Linked DNA regions of Mus musculus: region 2 is linked to region 1. A link is a loop called in an ENCODE intact Hi-C map of the cell type or tissue named here. Cell type or tissue: heart. All regions are shown on one strand.

The links. A loop is a pair of places that touch in the nucleus more often than their neighbours do. Peaks named below come from ENCODE experiments on the same cell type or tissue, not always from the same donor. Only the 100,000 strongest peaks of a DNase experiment are listed, where the experiment ranks them.
Region 2: a loop joins it to region 1, with 4 times the contacts of the local background. A loop is called at or near these places in 8 of 42 quality-filtered maps.

What each region holds. Positions count from the first base shown.
Region 1 is chr5:3,890,089-3,898,088 of GRCm38, reverse strand. It overlaps Mterf1a (mitochondrial transcription termination factor 1a), which reads left to right and starts at 4,156. Exons shown (of 2, transcript NM_001013023.2): 1 at 4,156-4,214; 2 at 6,192-7,508. The coding sequence starts at 6,223. The coding sequence ends at 7,362. In heart, a CTCF peak has its summit at 3,929; a DNase peak (open chromatin) is centred at 3,958; H3K4me3 peaks cover 840 bases; H3K27ac peaks cover 480 bases.
Region 2 is chr5:4,097,362-4,105,361 of GRCm38, reverse strand. It overlaps Cyp51 (cytochrome P450, family 51), which reads left to right and starts at 665. Exons shown (of 10, transcript NM_020010.2): 1 at 665-1,228; 2 at 2,336-2,434; 3 at 4,008-4,184; 4 at 5,091-5,217; 5 at 6,064-6,238. The coding sequence starts at 1,055. In heart, a CTCF peak has its summit at 3,376 (motif pointing right); DNase peaks (open chromatin) are centred at 611 and 871; H3K4me3 peaks cover 2,428 bases; H3K27ac peaks cover 1,910 bases.

The sequences.
Region 1 (8,000 bases):
GCTATGTGACGATTGATTAACAGGCCAAGAAGCAGGCCACCACTTACTAGATATAATGCTTTTATCTGCTCCTGTATCCATTATACCTTGAAAGGGTTTTCCTTCTATTTGTAAAGATATGTACTTTATTTTCAAACATACTCTTTCTACCCTTTGTACACTGCTTTTGCATATTACCTGTTTTCTTATGTTGTTTAGAATAACTCCAACCTTGGGTTTCCAATTTTAAGCTAACTTTCTGTTACAAGCAAAAGGCTGCCTGCCCCTTTAAAAGCTCCATTTGCAATTGGCCCTGAGCAGGGCTTTTTCAGCTGTACTTGTCTCCCAGCCACCGTGCAGCTAACTTGTCAATTTTTGCTGTGCAGACTGTGACTACTTTTTATATTTTTCAACATGAAACACAGAACAACAATCAATCATCCAAGCAAAAACAAACATGAGTTGACAGACATATAGACAATTTGGTGCACCAAAAACAGACAATAGAACACAGATATCCTATCCGAAGCTAAAAATATCTCCATAGGATCCAGAGAGGAAGCAGGACGTCTCCCATTTTCCGTCTGTCCCTAGGAGGGCTCTGAAATAGCTTATTTTCATTTTTTCTCCTTCTTCTAGGAATTCTGCACAGTGGCTGCTTCTAATAGTTACTCCTCTTTCCCTGAGAGCTATCTTTAAGCCTTTGATGAAGGCTGCCTCTTTAGTCAAAGTCCTCGAGAGGAGGGTAAATTGACTTAATTTTTTGTTCTTCATTTTTTATATTACCCTTTATATCTTTATATTATCCTTTGTATCTTTATATTATCCTTTGTATCTTTATATTATCCTTTGTATCTTTATATTTTATATTATCCTTTGTACCTTTATATTTTAGCTTCCTTTCTTTTTCTCTTTTTATATTTCTTAAGTTACTTATTTTTCTGCGCGCATCTTCTTTTTTCTTTCTCTCTGTTTCTGATATGCCTTCCTGGTACTCCTACAAAGTCACTGCCCTTCCTTAACAGCTGGTCCCACACAAACCCAGCAACAATTACCAGACCTACTGCGTAAGAAAGCATATCTCTCAGAGACTTACCTTAATTTCTTTATACTTACCGGTACAACCGTTCCTCAGCTGAAGAGTTCTGAATCCACGCAGTTGAATCCTTCTCAGCAGTTTGTTTTGCAGGAACACTTCATTACCACCGTTCCCCAGCTGAAGAGTTCTGAATCCACGCCAGATCCTTCTCAGCAGTCTGTTTTATGGGAACCTTTATTAACCACTCCTTCCCCACGATGCAGTTCTGAATCCTCCCTGTAGCAGGGGGTCTTCGCTCATGCCTGAAGATGTTTCTTGTCCCAGGTTTTCGGCACCACTTCTTGCGGACTCGACCAGCCAGAACGACACTGCAACAGGATCCTTCTGCACACGTTTATTGGGAGAGCTTGATTGTAGAGGCGAAAAGACCCCGAGCCCAGAACTGGTGCTGCTTATATAGGCCTAGGAGAGGCGTGTCTCACACCCGGATTGGTTATGCACTATGCCTCATTTGCATGTTCCTCATCTGATTGGCTACTCTCTCTCTGTACCTCACAGAGCCTCATTATCATACCTCATTTGCATGTCTCACATCTGATTGGTTATACTCTCAAAGCCTCATTATCATGCCCGGGCCAGGCAGTGTCTTTGCAAAAAACTTTACTGCATATGTATACATTGGTTGTTTGTCCAAACTTATGCGTGGTGGCCAGCAGTAGTCAGTGCCACTCTGCAATGGCACATGTGGCTTCCCACAAAGGCCAAAAAGTGGGAGTGGGTGGGTAGGGGAGTGGGGGTGGGTGGGTATGGGAGGCTTTTGGGATAGCATTGGAAATGTAAATGAGGAAAATACCTAATAAAAATTTTAAAAAAGAAAGCAAGTTGAGCGAGCTATGAGGAACAAGCCAGTAAGCAGCACTCCTCCATGACTCTGCATCAGTTACTGGTTCCAGGTTCCTGTTCTGTCTGAGTTCCTGTCTGAACTTCCTTGGTGATGAACAGTGGTGATGAAGCATAGGCTAAATAAACCCTTTCCTCCCCAGGTTGCTTTGGTTACAGTGTCTCATCACAACAGTAGTAACCCTATGTAAGACAATGACTTCTGTAAAAGTATCTTTATTCACTGATGTAACTGTTCTCTGGAGGCTTACTGCCTCCATCTGCTAAGGGCCTTCTCCTGCAAACTTCTAGCCTCAGAATAGTCTAATCTAGGCTAGGATGTGTTCAGCCTCTGAGACTTATTGATGAATGAGTTCACTCTTTCTAATTCTTTTGGGACTCTGGCTGGCTGACTCAACTTAGCTGTTCTGGCTCAAACTCCCCTTCAAGCTGATTGATTTAATCTGCCTTTTCTCACTTCTGACTGAATGACTCTGCTTGGCCTCAAACTAATTTTAGCAATCTGTTCTAATCTTCTGGCTCCTTCTCATTGTCATTTTACCTATATCTAGTTCTTTTCTCTCTTCAACCTATCTCTATAAAACTCTCCTGGTAAAACTTCCTCCTCCCTCCCTCCATCCTTCCCTCCACATCTCTTCTCTCTCCTGAGAATTGATCATATCCTTATTCTGTCAAATGTTTCTCTGATTCATCATGTTATCTGCCATTCAATAGATATCACATTCAAACATGAGTGCTTCCTTCTACAAACTAACTTTACTTTCATTCTTTGGGATTAATGGTCTATAATAAGGGCATGTTTGTATTCCAGCTAGAGGGATTAACAGTATGTGCTAAGGGCATGCCTGTATTCTGGCTAGAGTAGACATGTTGTTAAATTAAAATCCTTCTACACACCTTGAGTGTAATTACAGGAAGATGTAAGATTTGTATAATTGAAAAAGAGGTAGCAAGAACATTTGTTTATTGAATCCTGGTGCCAATTGATGGTGGTATTTTATGTGTGGGTTCTCTTAGAGGAATGGAGGGCTAATTTCTTCTCACTCTAATTAGGTTTGTTGAGACTTAGACATTAGTGGTAAAGTAAGGGTCTGTGAACTTCTCAAGGAAAATCTAGTGAGGCAGACAGAAAGGGCACAATAATCAATATTACTAATTATATCATTATTATTAGTCTTTGGTTGTAAGAGGCCAGGGGCAATTCTGAAGATAGCATAGACATGGCATTTGAACTACACATTGAGTCTAATTCCCAAGGATTTTAAGTCTAATTTTAGGGAGGGGTTCATCTTGACTTCCCTACTCTCCTCCTTCCAAGTGAAGTCATTTAAAGTCTCAAGCATCATTACATGTCACCATCCTTTCAAAAAACAAATGGTGTTTGCATAGCAACACAACTTTCATACAAAGTTGTCTTGAAAGAAAGAAAGAAAGAAAGACCCTTAAGGAAGATGAGAACCCCAAATCAGCCTCTTGAGAAACATCATCTACCACACTGCTCTTAGTTCTCTTTACCTCTTCTTTGCCCCTCATCTTTCTCTCCCTGCCCTTGGTCTTCCCAACCTCTCCAATATCTCAGCTGCACCTTTTCCTCATTGATATCACTTTCAAGAGGACTAAAGCCATCTCCTGGTGTTCATAAATGAAAATCCATGGGGCAGGCTGAGGAGAGAATATTCAGGCAGAAGCGAGACCATGGGAGTTACGGTCCAGAAGGCAGAGGTTGTCTTGCTTTCCGCAATACTGGTGAAGGTAAGCCACACGTGCACCATAAATAGCTACTGAGTAATCCCAGGCAAGGAATAAGCTGTGATCAGTAGTTTCACTTTCTGGGTAAACTGATTATTAATAATTTAAATTCCCAAATAGAAATCTTTATTCTTACAAACACCAAACCAAACAGAAAAATGCAAAAGAATTTGGGGGAAATAAAAACCAACCAACCTACCAAACAAACAAACAAAAACCCCCAAGGTCTATAAAGCAACCTAAAAGAAAGAGATCAAACTGAACCTGTTCTTTGGTACAGGCAGAATCTCAGCCCCAGCCAGAGGGAAGCCTTGGCGCCGCCCTGTGGTCTCGAACCAGCCCAGAGCCCAGAGTCCCCGCAGCCACAGTCTCAGCCGCCCCCTGCTGGGCTCCCGCGGTCAGGCGGCCGAGGATTTAGGCACAGCGCGCCGGGCTAGTGACGTCACCTCTGCGCCAGGCCGAGGCCGGAAGTCAGCCGTTACTTCCGCACTCCGCTCCCTCCCGGGCGTCCAGAGGCGGAAGTGAAAGGTGTCTACCGGGAGCGTTGGTAGGAGCGCGGATGCAGTGTGCGGGCTGGGGCTGGGGAGCTGCTGGAGCCTTTGCGAGCGGCTTGCGAGTCTCTGCTAGACAGGGCGATGAATGGCTAAAGGCCATTGCAGAACTGCCCGAGGGAAGGCGAGCCTTCGATGTGGGATTACGGCGGTTCTGAGTTTAGACTCATCAAGCCCTCCACACTTCGTACAGCAAAGAGCTCGGCATTGGCTCGGAATTTGTAACTTTAGGGACAGTGCCCACCCTTAGGTTGTTGTATATATAGGGCATTACGAAATAATGTATGTGTAACGTGGGGTTCTGGTATTAAAGTGCGTTTGCGATTCCGCTACCTTCCCCCCATGCGTTGCCGTTTTCTTTTTATTATGACTGAGAAATGTTTAGTTTGCGAGAGGTTGTGCATCTCACAAAAATGATTTGAAGGTGTCTAGCCTGGATCTCTTTATTCTCTACTACATTGGTTGTATTTTTGCCTTTTTCTTTTTCGGATTGGCGGTGTGGTGGTAGAAACATCTGGCCCTTACCTTTTCTGGAAATATCCAAAGTCTCTCATCTTAACGACAAATCCGATGCTGAAGTGTAGTTCTAAAACAAACAAACAAACAAACAAACAAACCAACAAACACTCTCCACTTAAATGCTGCTTCAAAAAATTAGCTGATTGTGGTACCCCAATGCGAATGATTATCAGTTTTCTTTAAAAGCCTGTGAGCTTTCCAACTGTGGGACAGAATAGGACGTATATCTTCCTCCTTGGACCTCACTCATTACAATCATGGAGATTTTTGTGATATTTGCTAAATTTAACATTCCTTTTAGAATGTTGTTTATTTTTAGAGTAAGACTGGAGTCAATTCAATATCTACCTTTGTTTTTTAAATTGCATTATGCTGTATAGTTTCCCGGCTGAACAATCTGTTTTTAAATGAAGAGTGTGTTTATACAAGGCCTTGCAATACAACTAGGATTCAAGAAAATGACCCTTTCTGAAAGAAAAGGCAGTTTAACAATATGTGAGACTTTAAAAAGGTGTGTGTGAGTACAGGCACGTGCACTTGCTGGTGAGTCTGATATAAATGTAGTTAGTACTGGTAGGAGGAAGGGGTGACCAAGAAGGTGATGGGAATATGAGAATAATGAAGACAAACAATAGGACATGCTTCTAATGGAGAATTTAGGTTTATATAAAAGTTATATATGTATATGCATGTGTATGTGACAGGAAAGCAAGGTCAGCTTTGATATGTTTAATGAACCCTTCAGCTAGTGTTCTTGGCAAACTCTTGTCCCAGGTTTAAAACCTAACAACTTTGAACTAGAAAATTAATTCCTCCTTCTTCTTTCTGGGGTTGGGGAATTGAACTCAAGTCCTCATGCGTGCTATGGACGTATGCTGTACCACTGACCTACCTCTGATTTACACCACATTCCCTCAACTATATCATTTTGAAGATGGAAAAGAGTGTAGAATTATTGCATTGTAACCAAGCAAACAATTTGGTAAACTGAGGTAGAGATTGATGTTGATAGGTGTTGTCCAGAGATTTGTGTAAGCATATACATATATATGCTTATATATAATATATAATGTTTATATATAACATATGTTATATAATAGGTAATGTATAAGTTATAGTATGTAATAAACATATAATTTATAACATATAGTTATATATATGTATATATATATATATACATGTGTAATCAATGTGATCCACTTAAAGGATATTATAAATTCAAAAAAGACATTAAAGATGGAAAGTAGACAATCTGAAGTGTGTTTTTTTTTCAGAGCTACATTTAGAGCTTTAGATTAAGGTAGCCAGAAGCAAAGAAATTAGTGTCTGTGGGCAGGAGAGCTGGAGGGCGGGATGCTTTCTCCTGGAAGGCCCCTTGCATTTAAAGGATCTGGATATTGTCATTAGTTAGTCACATAATATTGTATGTTAACATTATATGTTATTTTACACAGCATTTGAAAAACTTTGGGCTACCTGATGATTATGGCATCAAGAAACATCTGGTGTGTGAGAAGAAACTTTCTCTTTGATTTAAGAGACTGGATGCTTCAATATTCAGCAGAAGTTTTCCTCAAGTCGATTTCATTCAGGCCGTTTAGTGCGGAATGCGACAGTAAGGACAAGGAGTCTTTGGAGGAGGAGAGGGAGGACCTGCTGAGCAACTTAGTCACCATGGGCGTTGATATCGACATGGCAAGGAGGCGACAGCCTGGAGTTTTTAACAAGGCTGTTACGAATGAGCAGGAGCTGAAGTTATTCCTTCTGTCCAAGGGAGCTAGTGACAAAGTGATTGGTAGCATCATATCAAGATATCCACGAGCTATAACACGCACTCCTGAAAGTCTTTCAAAACGGTGGGATCTGTGGAGAAAGATTATGGCATCAGACCTTGAAATTGTAAATATTTTGGAGCGTTCTCCTGAATCCTTTTTTCGATCTAATAACAATCTAAACTTAGAGAATAATATAAAGTTCCTTTGCTCTGTTGGATTGACTCATAAATGCCTCTGCAGACTGTTGACCAATGCTCCCAGAACCTTCTCCAACAGTCTGAATTTGAATAAGCAAATGGTTGAATTTTTGCAGGAGACTGGTATGTCCTTAGGTCACAATGATCCCAGAGATTTTGTCAGGAAGATAATTTCTAAAAACCCTTCCATCTTAATTCAGAGCACCAAACGTGTGAAAACTAACATTGAATTTTTACAATCAACTTTCAACTTGAACAAACGGGACCTGCTGCTTCTGATATGTGGCCCAGGAGCTAGAATCTTAGACCTTTCCAATGACTGTACCAAAAAAAATTACACAAACATAAGAGAGAGGCTGCTTTCTCTTGGATGCAGCGAGGAGGAGGTACAGAGGTTTGTCCTAAGCTATCTGAATATGGTCTTCTTGTCAGAGAAAAAGTTTAATGATAAAATAGACTGCCTTATAGAAGAAAAAATCAGTGCTTCACAAATAATTGAAAATCCGAGGATTTTAGACTCCAGCATAAATACTTTAAAAACTCGCATCCGAGAGCTGTCCCATGCTGGGTATGACTTGAGCACATCCAGCATTGCTCTGCTGTCCTGGAGTCAGAGAAGATATGAAGCTAAACTGAAGAGATTATGTGGATAGGACAGTGCAGGAGGAGTCGCAGGCAATCGGACAGGTGTGGCACTGGTTCCAGTTTGGACTTTTAAAACAGGAGAGGTTTGTTTTTGTTTTTTAATTATTTTTTTATTTAAATTTTTTAAATAAAAATTTTAAAATATTTAAGATTACATTTATTTTGTATGTATTTTATGTGTATGTGCATGTGCTTATGTGTGTGCATGCTGAGGCACATGTGGAGGTTGAGGAGAGCTTTTAGGAGTTGGATCTCTTTCTGCTGAGTGGGTTCCAGGACCAACTTAGTCATGAGGCCTGGAAGCAAAGTGTTTTTATCCATTGAGCCTCTTGCTGGCCCAAGAGTTTTGACTTTTCACCGCAGACACATGTATAATGATTCTGTGGGTACTTTGTTTTATAGCACATAAGAACTCCACAGTTAGTGTGCTCACATATAGTCCTAGCTACCCCTTCTTATTTTAAGTTAACATAACAGTCCATTAGATGGTGCAGGCTTTAGCTGCTCTGTAGGAGCAGCAGCAGTTCCTGATTTCTACAGTAGAACAGTGTACGAAGATTTTACAGAATGTGCCTTGTAGTTTCTGTTTGCATTTTAGTAGTAGATTTGGGTGGGAGTGCGGCTTCCTCAGCACGTGGAAGGCCTG
Region 2 (8,000 bases), 210 kb before region 1:
CTAGACGGTGGCTGGACCATCTTACTCATTCCTGGAGGTGCTTGCAGTTTTGCCAATCACTGCACAATCATCTCCAAACTTAGCAAAAAATCTAGCTCTTAACCCTGGTTAAATAAATAAATGTACCTGCCAAAGATCTGGAAGGAGGGTTAATTTGGAAACATGTCATCAGAGGTGCTTTATTTGTAGTGAGATCAGGGTAACTCCTGCTTCAGATCCAGCTATCAGAACAGGAGTTTGGGGACATCTGCCTCAGTTTACTTTATGGCCTGTATTTATTTTAAAAGACTTGTCTTGGTACAGCAGCACACCAAACAACTATCACTTGCTAGCAATGTGGCCCTACACGAACAACCTGTCAAGCAGATTGTACGGGTGATCCGATGGTCTCACCCTCCAGGTTGCATCTGCAGGAGTGTTTTTTTTTTTTTTCCAAGATTCGTGGTGCAGGGCTCACGAAGGGCTGGTCTCACAAAGCCCAGAGGTGACATCTCCGCGAATAGCCGCAGAGGCGGGCGCCCCACGGAGGGGGCGGTGCCCGGGCCGCCAGCTCTGCTGACGCCACATAGGCCGAGATCACCTCAGCAGCGCGTGGTGCAATCACAGAGCGCCTTCGCCTCTGCCGCTGTCCGCCACCAATCTGGTCCTGAGATCCCTCCGCCAGGCTCGTCCGTGCCCGCTGCCGGGGCCGTGCTCGTTAAGCACGCGGGACCTCGTGGTCTGCGGTTCTCGGGGCGCGATCATTTGTGCAGCCATCACTTTCTTCACCGAGTCCAAGTGCCACGGTAGAGCCTGCTTCCTCAGGTCCCCTCGGTGGCGCAAGAATCCCCGCACCTAGACGGAGGCGTGGCCACCAGAAGCCCCGCCCCGTCTGTGACGTCCTGGTGGCGCGCGAGCTGTCTGTGGGCGTGTGAAGGGCCCGGGCCAGACTAAGCCATCAGGCCGGGGCCGCCTCCCGACTTCTATCTGCCGGCTTCTCCTGCTCCATCTTTTCCGAGAAGCGGTGTGCGACCTCGGCCCCCAGCCTACCGGGCGGATCGAAGCGACGGTCGGGATGGTACTTCTGGGCTTGCTGCAGTCAGGCGGCTGGGTGCTCGGACAGGCGATGGAGCAGGTGACAGGAGGCAACTTGCTTTCCACGCTGCTCATCGCCTGCGCCTTCACTCTCAGCCTCGTCTACCTGTTCCGTCTCGCCGTGGGCCACATGGTCCAGCTGCCCGCTGGAGCGGTACGTGCACCTCGGGGTCCTCAGTCTGTGCCCCGGCTAAGCGGGCGGGCTCGGGGGGCGCTAGCGGTGGCGGGCGCGCGGGAGGCTGGGGTGGCGGCTGCAGACGCCCGTGCCTGATCTTTGCTGTTGTGGTGGTCTTTCTGGTCTCCTTGCTGGAACCTGAACTCGGGGGCTGTGCTGGCCGTCGCCGTTTCTGCTGTGATAGCGGCTTTGAACTTCTGGCTAGGATCCTACTTTGCAGCGTTTGTAGTCAGTGATGGATGTGCAGACTGGAGGCCTTGCTGGATGGATTTGGCTGGTCTGATTGCCTTGGCCATCCATGACTCTTAAGTGCAGAGCACTGTACTGACTTTACTGTTGGTTGTCAGAGGTGTTTGGGCTCTTTGTGAGGGCCTTGATGGCAAGTTAAGGGTAGCTGCATCCCCGGTGGCCATCACTCTTGATACTGCCCTGTGTGTTTAGTATACTGTGGGCTATTGGGCATAACGATGATTAATAGCAGTGTCAGGGAAATTGCAGACAGTTCATAAGTGACTTGAGAGTGTGGGAAGCGCTTTCCTGTGATGCTGTTAAAATACTGTTTCTCTAGTTTAGCGCTACACCAAACCACTAATTTCAAGCCTTCCAAATATAGTTCATGAATACCCTTGTAATCAACATTTGGTAGCTTTGAAAACCATCCCTTCGAAACTGACAATGGGATGTAAAAACTTAACCCAGCGTTAAGTTCCAACCAAGTTGCTTTAAAACTAATCTCTGAACCCAAGGGATCGATAGGCAGTTACTATTTCTTACTTTCATTAGATACATTTCAAAAGCTCACTATCATCATCATCATTTCTGAGATATTTATTATATCCCAGGGTGGCTGTAGAACTTGTTATGTAGCCAAGGCTCACCTTGGCATATCTTCCAGCCTTCACCCCTTGAGTGTGCAGTGCCTTCCTGTGTAGTCATTTCTGTTTTGAGTTCTTTTGAGGCTAAACCTTGTCTAACTATACTGTGTGTGTGTGTGTGGTTTTTTTAAACATTATTCTTAAGCAGGCTATCATATGAAACTTTCCTATTAATAAAATGAAAACTAAAATTTTCATTTTCTTTTTGCAGAAAAGTCCACCACATATTTACTCTCCAATTCCATTCCTTGGCCATGCAATAGCATTTGGGAAAAGTCCAATTGAGTTTCTGGAAAATGCATATGAGAAGGTAAGTCTTCGGAACAGACAGAGGCAGAGACTCTAGTGTAGAGAAGTGCTTTTCTTTAAATAGAAAGACATTTGTAAAAAGATTGTGCCCTCCCTGCTTATTGGCAGTATTGAAAACATAAAAGGAAAAGGCCTTGTTGGCTCTTAGCTTCCCAGAGTGTCTGTCCTGGGATATAGTCTCTGAGATGTGAGGAAACCTGTAGTTCTAACAATTACGTTTTTAAAAATAGTCTTACATTTTATTTTCGTGGATTATAGTCAGAGTTGACAGCTAGTTTCTTACTGATATATCTTTGGAATGTTGTGTCTTGTACCCCTGGTTCTGTCCATCCTGTGGGATCTCAGCCTCCACTTGGACGGTGTGGGTACTCAAGTCTTTGCTTCTTCCCTGTGAAAACAGTCCTTTGGCATCAGATCAGCCGTTTGTTCCAAAGACTGGCTCTGGGGTTCTTGTTAATTATTTCACTTCCCAATATTATTTAACTGAACTCTCTTTTGTTTTAATATCGTTTAAAATATTCTTTGAGAGTTTTATAAATGTATACAATGTATTTCAATCGTAGTCACATCCCACTTCCCTCTTCCAGTTCCTCCTTGTTCTCCCATGTCTCCCTCTCAACTTTATACCGTTTTCTACAAAACAACACACTGAGTCCAGTTAGTGTCCTCTACATATGAATGGAGTAGGGCCTCCATTAGAGCATGGTCAACCTACTTAGGGTCACATCCTTAAGAAACTGACTCCCCATCCTTTAGCAGCCACGGACTATCATCAGCTCCACAGCTACAGGGTGTTGGGTCTTCTGTGCACCTCCTGCATCCTAAGTCTATTCTTGACACTGAAGGAAAAAAAAAGATACAGTTTTAAAATTGTATAAAAGTCTTTGTGTCTCTATTAGTATGTGCACCTAAATGCAGTTGCTTGCCAAGGCCAGAAGAGGGCACTGTATCCCCTAGAGATAAAGCTATAATCAGATGTGAGCTGACCAGTATGGGTTCTGGGAACCAAACTCAGATCCTCTGCAAGAAAAGAGCCATACACCAGTTGTTATACCACACTCCTTCTGATATACTTGTGCAAATACTTAATGGTAGTGATTCTTTGATGTTATTTGGTTCGTGGATTCTGCTGATCAAATTCAGGTCACCAGACTTGATGGCAAGAGATTTTTACCTACCTGGCCATCCCACCAGCCCCGTTAAATTAATTTTTAACAAGAGGGAAAAAATATTTATATTCTTATAGATGTTGATTAAAGAATTCAATATAGCCAGTATAGAACAAAACCATACTTAAAAAGGTATATATCTAATGCTGAGAGCAACGGACTAAAGCTAACAGTGACATTTAATGAGCTCTGATGTTTTGCATGGTAGAAAATATTTTCAGGATAAGTAGTGAAAAAGAAGAAATCATATTTATACTGACTTTGTGATGAAGACAGGAGGTGGGATATGACCAGATGAAAGCATTTGCTTCAAAGTTTATGCATATTTGGAACTTTTCAGCAAAGTATTATTCTGTGATGTAAGAAATGTCTTTGTAACAGAACTTTGGATCTTTTTCTCTTTAGTATGGACCTGTGTTTAGCTTTACCATGGTGGGCAAGACCTTCACTTACCTTCTGGGGAGTGATGCAGCTGCGCTGCTCTTCAATAGTAAAAACGAAGACCTGAATGCAGAAGAAGTCTACGGTCGGCTGACAACACCTGTGTTTGGGAAGGGAGTTGCATATGATGTGCCAAATGCAGTAGGTGGCTCTTCTGTCCTGGACAAAAGTCAAATCTAAACTACAGTAGTTCCAACTAGTTGTGTAATGTTATACATGTGTAATGAAGAATTAATTTATTCCCTAGCTTAAGAAATCTGACAATTTGTGACACTTGGAAAGAAACCATGGGTTTGTTTTATATTGGTTGGCAAGGCTTGTTCATATCTTATTCATTCACGTGTTATGAATAGAATATAGATGAGGCAGCAGACTCAAGTGCCTGGTGAACTCCGGTAAGGGCCATAATAGACATAGCCCACACTGTGTTAAGGGTCAATATCAGTGTTTCTGGGGTCGGGAGAGGTTGGGGAGGTGAATGTCTCCCTTTACATTCAAAGGCAATAGCTATCAAAAAGTTTTGTTTAGACTCATCTCTATTATCTTAAACATGTTTTAATCGACTTAAAATGTTATGTCTCAGAGGGCAGTTAGTTAGCAGACAAGTTTTTATTCATGCTGTTCTAGACTTCTAGAAGATGGTGTCAGTGATGATGGCATTTAGCTCTAGAATGAGAAGAAAAGGAGGAGGATAAGATAACAGTGGAGTAGAGTGGACTTTGGGAAGTGTGTTGACTGGATTGCTTTGGAGGGTTGGGAGATAGCAGGAGAGGAAGGTGGGTCCCTGAGTGGTGGAGTATTAGGAGGCAGTAGGTGGGGTTCCCTCCTCCAGGGGGAGAGCCCTTCTTAAATGTGTTCTTTCAAATACATGGCCTGGATGCCATATATGCTTAGTTCATAAAAATCCTGTTACTGTTTTTATTTTTAAATTTAAGAAAATTGTTTCCTCTGTTATGCAGTAAGGATAACATGATATACTTCAGAATGAAATAAAAGTGTCCTTTAGTGTTATAAACACTCAGTATTTTTTGTTTGTTTGTTTTGAAGATTTTCTTGGAACAGAAGAAAATCATAAAAAGTGGCCTTAACATAGCCCACTTTAAGCAGTATGTTCCTATCATTGAAAAAGAAGCAAAGGAATACTTTCAAAGTTGGGGAGAAAGCGGAGAAAGAAGTAAGTAAAATGCGTTACATTTGTCTCATTCTTTCTGTCTATGTACAGAACAAAATACAGTAGGTGCGGAAGGGCCACGTCTCTAATGAGAAGGGGGTGCTGACTACTGTGCAGTGGTAATGGCCAACCCTGCCTTTACAGAGCACTTCTAAGTATTGTCTTCAGAGAGCAATTGGCATGTCTGTACCAGCAGCAGTATCTGCTTCTAGGCCAGTACGATCTCAGGCAGCAGGTTGCCACCTTCCCAGGCTGGCCATCAGCCCCTGTAGAAGGTGTAGACAAACACCCACAGCTGATGTAACTAATGTGTTTACTAGTCTCAAAAGAAGCTGATGCATGCATTAGCACACCTAGTAATTAACTTACTTGTGAAGGGCTTGCCGAGTAGTTAGGGAACTTCCTGCATCCTGGGCTTACAGGCATGATCTTACCTAGATTGACAAATAACTGAGGCACATGCCTGGAATTCTAGCACTTGGGAATTGGAGGCAGAAGGATTACAGGTTCAAGGACAGCCTGTGCTACGAAGCACAACCCACATCAAGCCACGAGTCTAAAGCAAAACTGTGAAGCGCCAAGAGGACCAGGGTGCTTTCCAGGTGGGAAGCCCGATGTGACAGTAGAGCCAGAGAGCACCATCCAGTGGGCCTACCCGCTGCTGTCTCCAGTGCTGGTGTGCAATGGTGGTTATAGTACACACAGACTGATGAGTTTATGCCTCTGGTTTTTGGGACCTGCTATATATATTCCCACTCCTTTCATCACAATTTCCTTATGTTCCAGAAAAAAAAAACAATTAAAAGCTTTTTGGAGAGAGTGTTGAGACTGATCTTTTCCTCCTCTTAGATGTGTTTGAAGCACTGTCTGAGCTCATAATTTTGACAGCTAGCCATTGTTTACATGGAAAGGAAATTAGAAGTCAACTCAACGAGAAGGTGGCTCAGCTGTACGCAGACCTGGATGGAGGTTTTACCCACGCTGCCTGGCTATTGCCAGCTTGGCTGCCTCTGCCAAGTTTCAGGTATGTATGGATAAGGACCACGTTGCAGTCACTGGACTGTCTGTGTGCTTCCTAATTTGGGCACATCAGGAGCTTCCATTTTATGAGAATTCAGGCCTGGTTTTCTTTATTTACTGAGCTCATTCCTTTTTTTCTTTATTTTTTATTAGGTATTTTCCTCATTTACATTTCCAATGCTATCCCAAAAGTCCCCCACACCCTCCCCCCCCCCCCCCACTCCCCTACCCACCCTCTCCCACTTCTTGGCCATGGCTTTCTCCTGTACTGAAGCATCTAAAGTTTGCAAGACCAATGGGCCTCTCTTACCAATGACAGCCGACTAGGCCATCTTATGATTCATATGCAGCTAAAGACACAAGCTCCTGGGTACTGATTAGTTCATATTGGTGTTCCACCTATAGGGTTGCAGATCCCTTTAGCTCCTTGGGTACTTTCTCTAGCTCCTCCATTGGGGACCCTGTGATTCATCTAATAGCTGACTCTGAGCATCCACTTCTGTGTTTGCTAGGCCTCGGCGTAGCCTCACAAGAGACAGCTATATCTGGGTCCTTTCAGCAAAGTCTTGCTAATGTATGCAATGGTGTCAGCGTTTGGAGGCTGATTATGGGATGGATCCCCGGGTATGGCAGTCTCAAAGACGGTCCATCCTTTTGTCTCAGCTCCAAACTTTGTCTCTGTAACTCGTTCGATGGGTATTTTGTTCACAATTCTAAGAAGGGGCAAAGTGTCCACACTTTTGTCTTCGTTCTTCTTGAGTTTCATGTGTTTCGCAAATTGTGTCTTGTATCTTGGGTATTCTAAGTTTCTGGGCTAATATCCACTTATCAGTGAGTACATATCATGTGAGTTCTTTTGTGATTGGGTCACCTCACTCAGGATGATGCCCTCCAGGTCCAACCATTTGCCTAGGAATTTCATAAATTCATCCCTTTTAATATCTGAGTAGTGCTCCATTGTCTAAATGTATCACATTTTCTGTATCCATTCCTCTGTTGCGGGACACCTGGATTCTTTCCAGCTTCTGGCTATTATAAATAAGGCTGCTATGAACATAGTGGAGCATGTGTCTTTCTTACTAGTTGGAACATCTTCTGGATATATGCCCAGGAGAGGTATTGTAGGATCCTCCGGTAGTACTATGTCCAATTTTCTGAGGAACCGCCAGACTGATTTCCAGAGTGGTTGTACAAGCTTGCAATCCGACCAACAATGGAGGAGTGTTCCTCTTTCTCCACATCCTCGCCAGCATCTGCTGTCACCTGAACTTTTGATCTTAGCCATTCTTACTGATGTGAAATGGAATCTCAGGGTTGTTTTGATTTGCATTTCCCTGATGATTAAGGATGCTGAACATTTTTTCAGGTGCTTCTCAGCCATTCCATATTCCTCAGGTGAGAATTCTTTGTTTAGCTCTGAGCCCCATTTTTTAATGGGGTTATTTGATTTTCTGGAGTCCACCTTCTTGAGGTTCTTTATATATATTGGATATTATTCCCCTATCTGATTTAGGATAGGTAAAGATCCTTTCCCAATCTGTTGGTGGCCTTTTTGTCTTATTGACGGTGTCTTTTGCCTTACAGAAGCTTTGCAATTTTATGAGGTCCCATTTGTCAGTTCTTGCTCTTAACAGCACAAGCCATTGCTGTTCTATTCAGGAGTTTTTCCCCTGTGCCCATATCTTCGAGGTTTTCCCCCACTTTCTACTCTATAAGTTTCAGTGTCTGGTTTTATGTGATCCACTTAGATTTGACCTTAGTACAAG